Linked DNA regions of Homo sapiens: region 1 is linked to region 2. A link is a loop called in an ENCODE intact Hi-C map of the cell type or tissue named here. Cell type or tissue: ovary. All regions are shown on one strand.

Region 1 (8,000 bases), 140 kb before region 2:
TTGGAAGGCAACAAGATTTCTTCAATAAATTTGGAAGAGGGCTGGCCTATTAGTTGTCATAATAATGGTTTTGTAACTCATATGAAATAAAATCAGAATGTAAAATAGGTATACGGGGGCAGAATTTAATTCTGTGCTGATAACACTCCCCATGCCCCCAGCACCCACTTTCTATCAGAGAAGGTGTCTGTGTATGTTACCCAAAATGCAAGTCCCCCAACCCCAACCCATTGGGGCTTCAGCCGCAAGCCAAGTATGGATGTCTTGGATGTCATGGGTTTGAGCTGGGTCTCTTCTCTGGCTCAGAGAGATGTGTGGGTGACGGGGTATCCTCAGCCATGGAAAGCTGCCATCATCCAGAATAAAAAACCTAGAAGTCAAATTCTAGGCATCAAGGGTCGGATCAGCAATGCCAAGAAGAAATGAAGCTTCCCTGGTGGGGTCGAGATGAATCTGTCATTCAATAAATCTACACTGGCTGGGCAGGGTGGCTCATGGCTGTAATCCCAGCAGTTTGGGAGGCTGAGGCAGGTGGATCACTTAAGGTCAGGAGTTCAAGACCAGCTTGGCCAACATGGTGAAACCCCGTCTCTACTAAAAAAATACAAAAATTAGCCGGTCTTGGTGGCGTGTGCCTGTAGTCCCAGCTACTCGGGAGGCTGAGGTGGGATAATCACTTGAACCCGGGAGGTGGAGGTTGCAGGCAGCAGAGGCCACACCATTGTACTCCAGACTGGGTGACAGAGCGAGAATCCTTCTCAGAAAAAAAAATAAGATAAGATAATAATAATAAAAACATAAAAAATAAATCGACACTGAGCGTCTGATATATACCAGGCGTATCCCCACTAGGGATATAGCAGTGAACAAAACATGGCTGCTACCAAAGAGTGAGCAAACAGACATTAAGCAAACATTCACGCCAGTGGATATCTCATACTGTAACTTTGATAGGTGTTACTCAGGAGAATAAGGTGTTTTCAAGAAAGTGTAACGGAGGGAACCTAAGTGAGATTAAAGTCTTAGGAGGCTCTCTCTGGAGAAATAGCATTTACATTAAGAAAGGACAAATCAAAGTTAGTCACAGGGTAGGGAGAATGTTAAATACCATCATTCAAAGGATGCACTCTTACTTTGTATAGCCACATAATCCATATTATATCCATATAATTCACCAGGGTAATTAGTTTTTCTTCGTGATTGCTTCAAGATTACATAAGATGCATACAATAGGAGGGTTTCTGAGATGCCAGTAACTCATCTGGGTGAGAGATCTCCAACTCAGTGCCCGAATCAGACCCCCTGAAGTGTTTTGTTTGGCCCACACAACGTTAAACATGTTTTGGAATTTGTTGCCAGCAAATTTTAAATTAGGAAAATTTCACATTAAATGCCATATTTCCAGCTTCTTCAGGAAACAACAATAACAAGAAAACCCAGAAGATACTGTTACCGAGCTGCATTCCCACATGATAACCAGCACTTCTGGCGGTCCATACAACCTTTTATGCAAATTACAAGGTGCCCCTTCCTCAAAACCTTCTACAGACATCTTCCATGAAACTGCCATGGATAAATATCTGCATTTATGATGCAAATGACACCTTCTCTAAAGTGTTACCCTTCTGCAGTGCACTACCTGTGCAACTGTCCTCAGCAAAGATAGAGTAATCTGCAGGAACTGAGAGGTGGCTGCCCCCTTTGCAGAGGCCTAAGTTCTCAACGTGCCACAGTCCACACCATACCCCTTTGTGCTGTGCCTGGTCTATTTTACTCACTGATATTACCCAACCTCTGAAGGTGTTTAAGTTTGGACCCTTGACCTCTCATTTCATAGTGAACCTCAGAGAGGTGAAACGATTCACCCAAGATCACTCAGCAAGTATGCAGTGTGAGCAAGTTAGCAGTAAGTCAAAACCAGGCCTTAAGGCTCTTGTCACTTCAGAGCAGGACTCTTACTGCCATGCAGCTACCTCTCTCATCAGATGGTCCAAAGCATTCGGTTGTCTCTGGATTAGGTGGTTGTGGGAGGGGTGGATCAGAGATGCTCTGGGCCACTTTATGGCTCTAGGCCGTGAAAGCAAGCTGGAAACTGAATTGCCTCTGCAGCTGCAGAAGACTAATTTCTATATTGATATTTGGAAAAACTAACAGCTAGAAAACACCACTCAACTCATTTTTAAAAATACGATCATATTAAATGACATTACACGCATCATTTATATATTGCTCGCAGTGCCAGCATCCTCAAATGTGTTTCTAATTTTGGTAGATATCTTGCTAGGGGGAGCACATTTCTAAGTTATCCAGATATAGGGCCCTCTTTCCTTCTCTTTCTGTCCACATGCAATCAGATGCTTTGTGGAGTTAAAGTTGACATTTATTTAAATGCCACTTTGTGTCTGTTTTTTTCCCCTTTAATTTAGAGTTTTCTATCTGGAATGTAAGTAAAATAATCACTTGGAGGGTTTTTCTAAAATACCAATGGCCAGGCCACTAGCCAGTCAATCGGAAGCAAAATCTCCTTGGATGGGACCTAGAAGTATTTTCAGTTTTCTGGCATTTTAATGAACACCCCGATTAAGAACCACTGGGTCTTAAGAGTGTGGCATATGTATTTTTCAAGTTCCTAGAGGCTCTCCAAAACAACAAAAAAATCTGCTTTATTTTCTGCCTGGTGTTGACGTGTCACAGTTTCTTTAGCCACTAGTCTTATCCTGGATATTTATGGTCATAATTTGATGAGCAACATTGGGAATGACTTCTTTTTTTTTGTTTTGTTTTGAGACAGAGTCTCACTCTTTCACCCAGGCTGGAGTGTAGTGGCGCGATCTCTGCCCACTGCAACCTCCACCCCAGTATTTTTACTTTTAAATATTATTTATGGCATCTAGATTTGCATAAGATGGACTGGGTCAACGGCCATGCCCTTTATAAGTCAATATTTTTGAGTTCTACAAATTCACTTTCCTAAAGCGCCAAATCACATCCTACTCACCAGCAAGACAGGTACACATCATTTTCACAATCACTTCTAATTTTCCACCATTGTAAAAAAAATAAAATATTTAACCACTTTCTTATTGTAAAATAAACAATTTACTTTTCCAGGACCCACTGCCTCCCCCTCCCCACTCTCCCCTTTTTTTTAAACAATCTTGAACCCTATCCATTAAATTAAATCAAAGCAAAACTTTAGGGACAAACTACGTCGGTCTTCACCTGTGAATTTCCTGATGTCCAGTAGAGGGCAGCATTATCACAAAGGAAAAACGCTTCCCTCTATTCTGAGGCTCCTGAGATGCTGGTGGTGTGACATCGCAGAACTTGGACTGACAATAAGACCATGCCAAATAGTTAAATTATATACAAGCCAATACAATATAGTGTTATCCATTCCATCTGTAACATTTGGAAAGAGGAAAAGGCAGAATCCACTCCCTGAAAAGTCTGACTGAAAAGACTAAACTCACTAGCAGAACAGAGGTTGGAGCCAGCAGTTTTTCCCTTTTCCACCTCCTGGACTTTCCCATTAAGTCTCCAGGAGCCTACCTCAGAGGGACATAAGGGATTTCCTCTCCTTGGACCAACTCAGTCCAGATTCCCCCAGGGCAGAGCTGCAGGGGAGGGTGGGAAGCGGGCTCAGGCCCTGCACCTGGGTAGCTGCCCCACCTGGTGCTGCCCCAGGTAGCGCATCTACAAGATGAGCCTCCCTTCCCCCAGCAGGGACAGATCCCACTCAGTCCTGCCCCGTATGCTCTGCTAAAAGTTCGTATTGAGAGTGTGCCTCATTATTCCCAAGGACGGGAAGGGCTGGGGAGAAAAAAACCTACCTTGCCGCTTGATTGTCTCAAAATACAAGGAAATTCATTGCAAAGAGCTCGCTGTGCTCCATGAATGGGGTGGAGCTCAAGTCTGAAATTAAAGGATGGGTAGGAAGGGGGATGGCCAGCCACAGCATGGCGGAAGTGTGACCCTGAGCAGTGGTGGCAAGGGGGCCAGCCCACGGGCAGCAGGGCTGGTGTTGGCAAGGTTGCTGGAGCACACTGTGGGTGCCTGGAGGACAGCTTTTCTACCTTGACCTTTAGGAAACAGACTTCTCTCTTTATCGGAAGATAATGCCATAAAATATCTATCTATCTATCTGTCTGTCTGTCTGTCTGTCTGTCTGTCTGTCTGTCTATCTACCTATCTACCTACCTACCTATTATCTATCATCTATCAATTATCTATGATCTATCTATTATCTATCTAATCTATTTATTTCATTTATTACATTTATTTATGTAATTGTGTTTCAAGCTCTATTCACCTCCTGAACTTTTCATATGAGAGAACAGAACTCTGGCTGATACCTTCGGTATTTTTAGAAGGATTGGTACACTTTGATTGTTATTTATCACTATATAAGTCCTCCATTAGTTTCACTGCATGCAACAATTGAGTTATAGAAGCACATTTCTGAAAATAAGTTATTCAATGGGAAAAATGGACTGTTGATGGCCAATTAGTAATATGAAGGCAAGGACAAACTTGTCCACCATCATGAGAGCTTGTTTGGTGGCCAGGCATTGACTTCATCAAGAGTCATCATTACTGCAGCCATTACATGAGCTTTGGGAAACTTCTTCCTTTTGACACTCAGATCTCTGGACAGAAATCATCTTATGTTGACATCTGGCAAGGCCCTTCCGATATTCTGTTGTAATTAGGTGGTTGGAGTTCCTGGGGTCAGCCCAGTTCTAGGAGTGGCAGAGGCAAAGAGCCTCCAGGAAACTTTGGCCTTGGGGTGGAGCTCAAAGGGGAGAGGTGCACTCCCCATGGGCATAAATGGGGGTTACCTACACCCCAACTTCTACAGGCATCCAATACCCCTAAACCCAGAGAGTCTTTTCTGTCTCTATTCTGATTGCATAGGTGCATGGTGGTGTCTTTCTTTCCAGGAGTTAACGTCTCCTTTTTCTGTTCTAAAACTAGTTATCGTCATTCTGTTGGCCTCTCAGTGTCCAAAATGCTGTCATTTCTTCTTTCACAGTTTGTCAGTGTGGGTTTGTAGCTTTAAAAACTTTATTTCACTGTTTTTTTTTAGGATAATTGGAGGGGGGAAATAAAAAATTTTGGATCCCTCTTCTTTCACAGGAAGTGGTAAACCGTTTTTCCTTTACACAAACATTTAAAAACAATTTTTTCTACCTTTCTGACAGCTACATTGCATCCCATAGTATAATACTCAATAAATTATTTAACTGTCTACTATTGTTAGCCATTCGAATGATTTCCTATTTTGTACCATTGTCAACTTCACTGAGGTGACCACCTGATACATATATCTTTGGGCTCATTCAGAATTATTCCTAGAGAATAGTGCTTTAAAATAAAGGTTTTATCATTATTTAGGTATGGCAGGCCCACCAATCAGATGTCAGCCATTGAAAAAGCAATTTGGGCTGGGCATGCTGGCCCACATCTATAATCCCAGCACTTTGGGAGGCCAAGGTGGATGGATTACCTGAGGTCAGGAGTTCGAGACCAGCCTGACCAACATGGTGAAACCCTGTCTCTACTAAAAATACCAAAAAAAAAAAAAAATAGCTGGTGGTGGGTGCCTATAATCCCAGCTACTCGGGAGCCTGAGGAAGGAGAATCACTTGAACCTGGGAGACAGAGGTTGCAGTGAGCCAAGATTGTGCCATTGCACTCCAGGCTGGGCAACAGAGCGAGACTCTGTCTCAAAAAAAAAAAAAAAAAAAAAAAAAGAGAAGAAAGAAAGAAAGAAAAGAAAGAAAGAAAGGATAAGTAGCTTGTTACTCACAGATCCCAAGACAAGACGAGGGGGCACTCCATGCCATGGGAGCAGGAGGCTGCACAGACAACGCTGGAGTCCATCAGAAGGTGGTGGTGATGGGGATGTGGCAAAAGGTGTTCCTGTGGTTTCCCCGGGAAGGAAGAGGTGAGGCAGGGTGAGCAGGTTTAGGAGTGGTTAGTTTGAACAATTTCAGGGGGCTCTGCAGCATTGGGGCTGTTCCATCTGGTACCTAGCTCTGGGGTGATTAGGGTGCGAGGCTATTAGTTCACAGTGGGAGAGCCCATGAAGGAGGTGGTTGGGGATGTGGGCTCTGGATCGGTGAGTTTATGTATGAAAGGCACACTAAGAGACAAGTGGCTTATATCTCTAGCAATTGGCTAACCATGGGAGGAGCAGTCCCTCTAGGAGCAAAGCCCTGCATGTCAAAGTGTCAGAATGGAGAAAATAAAGAACATGGTTAATAAAAAATAGCTGGGGCAAAAGGGATGCCTTTTTGAAATGTTAGGATAGATTTTGCCAAATTGCCCCCAAGGAAGTTTGAACTAAATGATCTCTCACATCAGTGGTGAAAGTTCCTTGTTTTCTATATTGTTGCCACTAGGCACTACCGCCAAAAGAATTGTGGTAAAACTCCTTGCAAATTCAATAAGTGCCATTTGGGTATCTGGTTTGAATTTGCGTGTCTTGGTGTGTGTGCTATTCATCTGGGAAAATGGTATTTTGTGGATGTGAAGACCCCTTGGAACCTGATTGGTGGGATGGAGGGGGATTGTGGACTGTACCCACCCCGATGTGGTCCTGGCCTCCATAGAAGTACAGCTATGTGGGAAGTTTCAGAGGACTGCAACCTTCCCATCTCAGCTGTGACCCAGCCCACGAAGGATTCTAGAGATTTTGTCCCTTGCATGACCTTCTAAAGTGAGAACACAGGGCCAACAGCAGTAGATCCTGAGATTTGGTCAGACCTTTGTGCAGTCCAGCTTTTTGGAGAAGCTTATGTCATTTATGCTTGCTGAGTCCTATGTAAGCCCCAAAGCCAAGCTTTCACAAGCTAGGACTTAGGCACCTTTGAAAAGGAGAAGTTTATCTTCCACCTTCCCGAAGAGTGTGTAGGAGGTTCCCCTTGAGAGTAACCACTGGTCCCTCCAGATGGCTTGGCTGCTTCTGCCAGGCTCTACTTTCAGAAACGCCCTTCATTGTGCAATTCTCAGAATTAAAGCCTTTCAGTGTCTCTTCATTGTCCAGGGATGAAGTCTGTTGTCCTTGGCTTGGCATTGAAGCTCTCTGTCCTCCATTCACCCTTCCATTGCAACTGGCCTCCCCAAGAAGCCCCTGAATCTGCCTTGTTCCAATGCTAATTTCTTCTCTGCCTCCCCAAATTTTGTCCATCTCTCAATACCCGCTACCATCAAGAGTCATCACAGTTATGGGCATTAACATATATGAATATTGATAGTTCTCAGGGCAAGAAAACACACAGAACATGCCTCTCCATGGAGGCCACTCTATTCACCTGGATGTTTATAATGTAATCTATAGTTTGACTTTACAGGGCTCTTTCCAGATTATAATTCAATCTTCACTTTTCTGTGTCTAAATTTTTACATTGCTTTCTGAATCATCTTTTTTCCCATTTTATTCTTAACAGGCTAAAGGAAGGCTTAATAAAGTAGAGCTAATGAATAGGATCTGGGTTTATAATCAGGCTTTTGTGATTTGAATCAAAGAAATGCAAAAACTTCGTGTTTATCAGAGTGTGGTATACTTATTCCTGGAGTTATGCAAGATCATTTTAGATGGCACACAAACTAAAAACCACTTATAGAATGGCTGTTTATTTATTTTGCTGTGTATTAGGGAAAAAACCCTTACTATCAAGTCCATGGTTTAATGGATATTACCTGTGACAAGGATTGCTGGCAGTCTGTTAAAATCTGTCCCACCTTCCTTGGTACACAGCCAGATTACATTTTCCAGCCTTCGTTGCAATTAGATTGAACATGTGAATAAGTTCTCACCAATGTCCTCTGAGTGGGAGTGGAGAGTGCCACAGCCAGGCCTGGCCCATACAAATGCTCCATGGTCACACTTCTGCTCCTACCTCTTCCAGGTGACAGGCAATTGACACCTATGGCAACTTTAGAAACCATGAGTGAAGGAAGGCAAAGCCACCATAGCTTAGATCAGGACTGAG
Region 2 (8,000 bases):
TTATAAAAAGAGTTATTTGATTAAAAGGTGGGTCACTATGACCAGACGCTCTTCTTTACTAGTTGGAAGCTGATCATAGATACACCCACCTCCCTTACATAATTTGTAGCATTCCACCTTCATGGAAGAAAGCATTCAGAACTCTGCTACCAGATACACAGCCCAGGAAACATTATTTATTATTCTGTACACTTATATTCCACAAAGAGAACAACTTTTAAAATCCATATCAGACACAGAAATCTGCATGACATTGGAACAGTCCATGACACAGAGAGGACACAATTGAAACAGTCTTTATTTACACGGAAGCAGAGAGACAGAGGGATGAGGGCAGGCACCCCAAAAGTGACTTCACATTCACCAATGTTTCAGTGGCTTCTAAGACCACAGCAGAGCTGTGGATCCTGGGACTCACAGGGTATGAAAATGTGTTACCCTCCAAAGCCTCAAAACAAAAGGGTTGGATTAAAAACAAATACCAAGTGTTTCTGGCATCAGTTGAAAAATATCTGAGAAAGAGGAACTATTGAATGTCCAGAAAAATCAAAGTTCTGGAGGCTAGAAATCTGACATTTCTCTGATAGAGAGATCACTGGTCATCAGTTCATTTTGGGAAATTCTTACAGTTAAGTGATGTGTTTCCTTCATTGTAAATTTAACAGGAGAGCATCATTATGGATACATGCAGGGTTTTCTTTAATGGAATGGGAACTTTGATGATCTGATATAACCCCTGATTTTAAAGACAAAGAATCTTGAAGCCCCAAAAGATGAAGCCACTATCCCCAGGCCACCCAGCTAGTCAGCTGCAGACCCAAGTCTGTAAAACTATATGCTGTGCTTTTTCCGCCACACTACACACCTTCTCTGTTTTTCTCTCTTCGGTGGCTTTCGAAGGAAATAAACAAATAAAGTGAGTTCAATGGGCTTCTTTACTAGGAAATGATTTCTTTGGTAAGAATGCTTCAGTCTCACATTAGCGAGGCTAGAAAACAGATCATATAGCAGGAACTGGCTCCCAGCTGAGCGGTAACTCCTTTTGAGAATTAAGGCAGCTTCAGGGATTTCTGTTCAGCAGGATATCTGGCAAGAGTTGGTAGCTCTCCTTCTCCCTTGTCTCGTTTTCATCTAGAATGAAAGCTAAAAGGTGGGTGCTAAATAACTAGACATTGAGTAGACGTAAATGTGATGTTCTCAAACTGATATTTTACATTTCATGAAAAATAATAATTCTTTAAAAACCTGAAAAAATATCAAAAGCGTCAAGTGTCATATACAGTACACAGCACCCTTGTCCCGGGTGACCTCTGCTATTAAAAACAAGCTACAAAAAGGAAGTCAAAGATGACTTAACATAAAGCCCATACTCTCTCTCCATTAAATGTGGGTGGAAAGGTAAACCCAAATGATCTCCAAGCACCTCCCCGAGAACTTCCAAGGGCTTTCTGGGTACCCCCACCCTCCCAGGGGACCCAGGCTTGGAGCCAGGTTCCCATCCCAGATTCAGGAGCCAACTTCCGCCGCAAGGCAGCACCACTGCGTTGGTTTGGTGTTGGTTCAGCTAGCACCACATCTCCGATTCACCCCGGGACAAATGTCTGGAGGCAGAAGGGGCCACATGCAGATGGCAAAGAGGAAATGGCAGGCTCTCTCGGAAGCACGACCCTGCTCTAATGCAAAAGGCTTTGCTGACTGTTTGCTCTCATTTCAACCAAGTAGACTCAGCTTTTCACATCCAACTATTCCAAAGAGTGATTATTTTCATCAAAAGAGAGCAGCTAAATAATTTCCTCTCTGGAAACCAGCTAGAGGAAAATAAATGGCATTCTCTCGCCCCTTCCCATCCTCCAACACATTGTTCTTTTGCTAAGAAATTTTCCTTTGCGGTTTGAATGAGTTTTTTAAAAATGACAGTCCTGGGTGGGGTGAACCCTATTGTGCAGGGAATATTCAAAATAATCTGGGCTGAGAGTCAGTGGATGTGAATTGAAGGCCCAACTCGATCTGTTAGTTGCTAAAAAACCTTGAGCAAGAGTGACTAAAATGCTGGGCCTTGGTTCTCTCACCTGGGAAATGGGGAGATAGAAGCTATAGCCCTGCAGTCCTCACTGGGCAGATGGCAGGTAATGTGCATTAAAGTGCTTTATTACAAACAAACAAACAAACAAACAAAAACAAAAACAAAAAACGAAAAGAAAAATGGTAACACCTAGGAAGAAGTTACCTTTTATGGGAGGATATAAAGTCACTAATGGGGCCCAGACCCCGACCTGATTGTTCTCCATTCTTAAGCCTCACTGTTCACAGGGCTCCAAGACACCTGCCACCTGGGCTGTCTCAGGCATTCAGCTGACCTTTTTATACAGAAAGATTCAAAGTCTCCTGATTTTCCCTCTTTTATCTATAGAATGACCTGAGGACCCCGACCCAGCAAGGAAACCTCAGGACCCTGGGAGACAAAACCATCTCCCTGCCCCACCCTGGTCCCCTCATAATCCTCTTCATGCAGGAACCACCAGGCTCAACAACACCCCAATTTGAGGCAAAGCACCTTCTTGACGTGCGAATGCAGCGGCTTCTTTATTTTTTCCCAAGATCCCGCAACAGGAGCTCCCACAGTCAGAATAAGAATCCCTCCAACAAGGGTGTAAGAGACTCTAACCATAAACAGAAACCCCTCCCAAAGATGCCACCAATTTAGCAAACTAGGAATCATTTCTCTTACGGAACTAAAACTAAACACCACCAGAGGGCACCAAGTGCAAGTTTGTATCAGAAGTAGATCCAAGTAGAAACCTAGAAATTCTCTGAAACCACCAAACTGTTCCATCCACTCTCAAAATTCTCCCCTCCACTTGAGAGAGTATTTCTGGGCTGCTTGTCTCACCCTGCCCTCCAAGGTGCCACATCTAGTGCATGAGAGTTTTTGCAGCCAACTCTCCATTTCTCAAGACCCCTGGTCCACTCCAGGTGGGATCCCCAGAGGGAGGCTGTGCAGGTGTGCAAGAACAATAAATTAACACAACAGCCTGTCAGGCTCCCTTTGGGCACCCACCTGGCCTTGTGAGGACAGCACGGTGAAGACACACATGAGGCCTCACTTGGTCCCTGCCCCCGTTTCCCCAGGCAGGTCTCAGGAAGTGCAGATGGGTTTCTGGGCTCCGTGTCTTACAGAGCAAGAGCAGCATGAGGCCTCAGTAGATGTGGCTTGCCACGTGGCCTCCACCAGCTTGTCTGATGCAGGTACCTCCTAGAACCTGCTCACTGTGGTTCATTTACCCTCTTCCTCCTGTCCCCCATATCTCTGGGCCATCTGACCACCAAAAGCTGGAGGAATGTTCCAGAACACACACATCAAACTCAGATTGGCCAGAGTGAAAATTAACTATGAATGTTTCTACTCAAAATCCCTCAAAGCATCTATCCACTGACTTCATTTTAGAGACAAATAAATCTAACTCCCAGGCTGAGGTTCAGACATGAGAGGGCTGTCTAGGGTGGGCAAGAGGAGGGTCTATGTACCTTCCCCAACCACCCCACTAAACTCAGCCAGATTTTGTTTGATTTTTGCTTTAGTTTTAGTTTTTTTTTTTTTTGGGAGGGGTATCTGATCAAAAGCCCATCCTCTCTCTGATTTGGTGGACTAAGAACTCCTGTGCCCAAAGTCTAGGCAAATGTGGTGGGGATTTCCGACCTCATGAACCTAGCTTCAGCAGGATCCCAAAGTGGGAGAGACTTCCCCCAAAACAGCGGGGACAGAACAGAAGTCATTTTCCTGTTTGCTCCTCTCCTCTGAGCTAACAGCCCCCAGGCCAGATGCACAGAAGGTGAACAAAAACTACAGTCACGAAATCATTTGTAAATGGGAAAAGAAGAGAGGATCAGAAAGGACAACTTCCAGGGGAGGAATCCCAAGATGGTGTCCGAGGTGGGAGCGCAGCGGATGCCTGTGACCTGGACATTGGCATGGGGGTTCCTCCTTCTCCTCCAGGCAGGCTCAGATGGCCAGCCAGTGTTGCAACTGCAGAGAAAGACAGCGAGGACTTGATGACATGGTGGGGACAGAAAGGAGCAAGGGCCAGCTGGCGGGGGCAGCAGGAGGTAGAGAGAAGGCAGAAAAACACCCCCTTCCTTCACGGACCTCAGGGAACGTGCAAGTTGATTCCCTAATTGTCACAGAGGCCCAGAAAGGGCAGCAGAACCTCCCCAAAGTCACAGGGCAAGCCTGAGGCCATGGGCTCAAGGTGAGCCTCCCTGTCCCCCATCCCGATGTTTCCAAGGGGAAAAGGCAGCTCACACTGGGTTTCTGGGTTTTCTGGATGTGATGTCTAGCCTTGGGCAGTGCACAGCAGGGAACAGCCAGGGCCCGCCCTTGTAATCTCCACCCCAGGGGTCTAGGCTTCACCCACCTGGAACTGTCTGATGTCCCTCTGAGCCACCAGGTGGTGCTCGTTCTCTGGCGTGATGCCATAGGCCAGTCTCTGAAAGGAAGAGAAGGGGAGGAGGCCTCAGCTTGGCCCAGGGACACCCTTCTGGCAGCCTGGCTGCACCCCCAGATGAGGGCCACCTGCTATTTGATCCTGCAGCCCCACATGGATAGCATTTGGGGTCTGTACAAGACACCTCCAGCTTTGTTTGTGGAGCTGGTCCATTGAGTCACTCATCCAGACACTGTTTCTTGAGCTGCCTACTGTGGTCAGACATGGGGCTAGGCCCTGTGGATCCAGACTTGAAGGAGACCCACACAGTCTCTACTTTGGGGGAGCTTACCGCCCATGTAAGGGACTGGCAATGAACAAACACACACATCATCTTAGACCCAGAATGGAGAAAGTGCAGCAGGGAGAGTGTGGAAGGAAGCCTCTGGCCCTGCAGGGAATCAGGAAAGCCCTCCTGCAGTGGAGGCACTTGTGGGGTCTCAAGCCATGTGTTCTGAACCAACAATTGATCACTGGTAGCAGGAAGCCTCTCCACTCCCAAAGTGTGAAGAATAGAAGGCTCAGGTCCCAGTTCCCATGTCTAGAATGAGGTCACTGAACACTGATCCTCCCAGTGACCCGGAACCAGACTTAGGGATTTCACAGACAGGAAATGTATCACAAAGAATGAGGATGGGGACTGTCTGTCTGTTACTCCCTTCCTTGAGTTTCCTTGTGGCTCCCAAGGATGCCTTCCATCCTCATTTTGTTTACCTGCCCTTGATTAGAATGTGAACTCCATAAGGGCAGGAATTTTTGTCTAGTGCCTCGAATACTACCCAGCATATATCTGCGTCCCAATAAATACCTTCCAAGTGAGTGGATAAAGGAATGAAGGAATGAAATCATCTTTGTTTTGTAAAGTAAGGATATGAGGAAAAGATTATCACTATTAGTTTATGAAAGAAAGGATATTTTAATCAAATAGGAGTGACATAATTTCAGAATAAAGGGCAGTTTCCTAAATATTTATATAAATGTGTGTGTGTGTGTATATATACATGTATGTATATACACACACATGTACATATATACATATGTATAAATATTGACATATATGCAGAATGCATAGAAAGAAATAGTTCAGAAATCTCTGGTTTAGGCTGATCAGATTATTAGGTTCTGGAAAGAGGCAGGTGAAAACCAGAAGGAGCAGATCACAGTGGGCTTGGATGGGGAGAGCTGGGACATCTTGGGAAATGACAAATCTTAGACAGAGACATCACAGTGAGCTGGGTTCAGGCAGTCTGTCTAATCAATCCTTAGTGAACTCCAGGGCTGAGCTCACCCCCAAGTAACATGTACTGAACACCTCCTGTGCGCCAGACACTGTGCTAAGTACTTCTTTTTTGTTTTGGGGTACGTAATATTATCCTCAATATACAGATGTGGAAACTGAGGCTCATGGGGGAAAATAACCTGGCCAATGAGGTGGGTCCGTTTGACCCTAGTGTCTGTGTCCTTCTGTCCCTTCCCCCACCCCAACAGGAATGAGAGTCGTCCCGTCTTCCCCCTCAGCCCCCTCCCACCCTGTTCCCCTGGGGAGGACCAGAGCTCACCTCCCAAAGAGAGCCCTGCGTGCTGAGGAACTTATAGATGACGTAGATGGGCACCAGGACCATGGAGGACAGGGCGATGCCCCACCCCACCCAGTTGGCCCAGGGCGGGAAGATGTAGTCGTCGTAGGTGAGTGGCTTGAAGTTGATGATGCTGACCACAACCACGAACTAGAGATGGGCAGAGAAGGGAGAGAAAGGAAGACAGGACAGAAGAGAGACAAGAAAGGAAAGAGAGAAGGAGGTGGAAGAAAGGTGGGAGAGAAATGAAGAGAAGTGAGCATCACAGCAAAGGGAGGAAATAAGGAAGGAGTGGAAAAGAGAAAGAGATGGAGAAATAAGAAAGAATTCAAGAAGCAAGTGATAATCAAAAGGAGGCAGATATGACAGGGAGCAAGAAAAGAGGAAGAACAGAAGGTGACTTTGGAGAAGGCATAACAGCCCCCGGGGACCTGGCCCCAGCTGGAGAACCCCCTAGTAAGGTGGATGTCTACCACGTTATCCACAGGGCCAAGCATCCCAAGTGACCCCTCTGCATGACCAGGGCCTCTGGATCCCAGAGCCTCCTCCCCTAAGAAGCAAATATCCTCACCCAGCTCCATCCTGGACACAGCCCCCTCCCCACATGCAGGACTTCCCTGCAGACACTACACACCAGGAGGAAGGCAGGACTGACGAACTTCCAGCACAGTCTCCAGTATAGACCCGGCCTGAACCCCATCATCTGCTGGATGTCGTTGCTGAACCTGTCCACTCCTGTGCACACACAGGGCAGGCCTGTTACCATGGCCCCCATGATAGCCAGGGCCAGGTCCTCCCATGAGGTTCTGGCCCCAGGTGGAGAGCAGGGCAGTGAGGCAAGATGCTGATACCCTGGAACTAGGGAGACTCGGGGATGGGCCCTTTGTAATGCAGAATGAGGGAGAGGACAAACTCTAGGACAGTATCCCCTTTCATGTGTCACCCCAATTCACCTGTCAGAGGGAAACCTGGGCTCAAAGAGGTGAGGGGATTTGCCCCAAATTCCAGAGCCAGTTGGCCTGACTCCAAAGCCCAGCTCTTTCCTCTTGGTTACTCTTGCTCTGAAAATAACAACAACTATGCATACAGCACATTCCCTGACTTCAATCTGATAGGAGAGCCCAGACTCTTCCATTGAATCTCTTTCTGAGTGGCAGCAGAGTGAGAACAGGACTAACATGTTGGTGTGACACTTGGTGGGGAAAAACAAACAATTAACACATTTAAGGGTTTGTAAAATATTCTCTCAGTTCTGTTCCAGAATAAGTTTGCCAGAAAAAATACAAGATACCCAGTTAAGTTTGAATTTCACATAAATAATGAAAAAAATTAGGGTAAGTATGTCCGATGCAATATTTGAGCTATACTTATACTAAATAATTATTTGTTATTTATCTGAAATTCAAGTTTAACTAGGCAACCCGTGTTGTGTTTGCTAAATCTGACAACCCCCTGGTAGGATGAATTATATGACTTGGGGGTCAGCATTTTCCTAAGGGTTCCTCTTTTAGGAGTTGATGCCCAGGGGCCTTTGCAGCCTCCTGTTAAGGGCAGGTTCATCCAAAGATGAGCCGAGGATTGAGATTTGTTCCCAATAAGTGACTTGCTGGACTCTGGAATTTTAGGTGGCTGTCCTGGAAATGGAAGGCCTCCCTGCACACCTCCAGGTGCAGGATTCTAGGAGGACTGGGAGCTGAGGCTTTTCCACACACTCACATACCATAAAACCAGGAAACTCCGATGGCTTCCATGAGGACAGCAAAAAGGATGGAGGTGCCCGCAGCAAAGGTGTCCAGGAGGGTCAAGACGTAAATTCCACCCTGGCACAGGGAGAGAAGAAGCCAAGAGGCCCTCTTTGGTCAAACGTGGGAACTGATTGTTGTGTCTGTCAACTCTTACCTGCCCCCTGTCCCACTTGCTCGGAGCTCTATTTGAAAACCCA

Evidence for each region. Peaks named below come from ENCODE experiments on the same cell type or tissue, not always from the same donor. Only the 100,000 strongest peaks of a DNase experiment are listed, where the experiment ranks them.
Region 1: a loop joins it to region 2, with 2.8 times the contacts of the local background. A loop is called at or near these places in 106 of 110 quality-filtered maps.

What each region holds. Positions count from the first base shown.
Region 1 is chr16:55,838,263-55,846,262 of GRCh38, reverse strand. It overlaps CES5A (carboxylesterase 5A), which reads left to right. Exons shown (of 13, transcript NM_001143685.2): 13 at 1-109. Among named protein-coding and RNA genes, the nearest start is that of CES1, 9.2 kb to the right of the region's middle. In ovary, CTCF peaks have their summits at 3,029 and 3,228 (motif pointing right); no DNase peak of the experiment used is centred here.
Region 2 is chr16:55,698,347-55,706,346 of GRCh38, reverse strand. SLC6A2 (solute carrier family 6 member 2) reads right to left here. Exons shown (of 15, transcript NM_001172501.3): 11 at 7,779-7,878; 12 at 6,693-6,793; 13 at 6,041-6,208; 14 at 4,413-4,484; 15 at 155-4,024. The coding sequence ends at 4,001. Among named protein-coding and RNA genes, the nearest start is that of SLC6A2, 46 kb to the right of the region's middle. In ovary, no CTCF peak of the experiment used is centred here; a DNase peak (open chromatin) is centred at 4,457.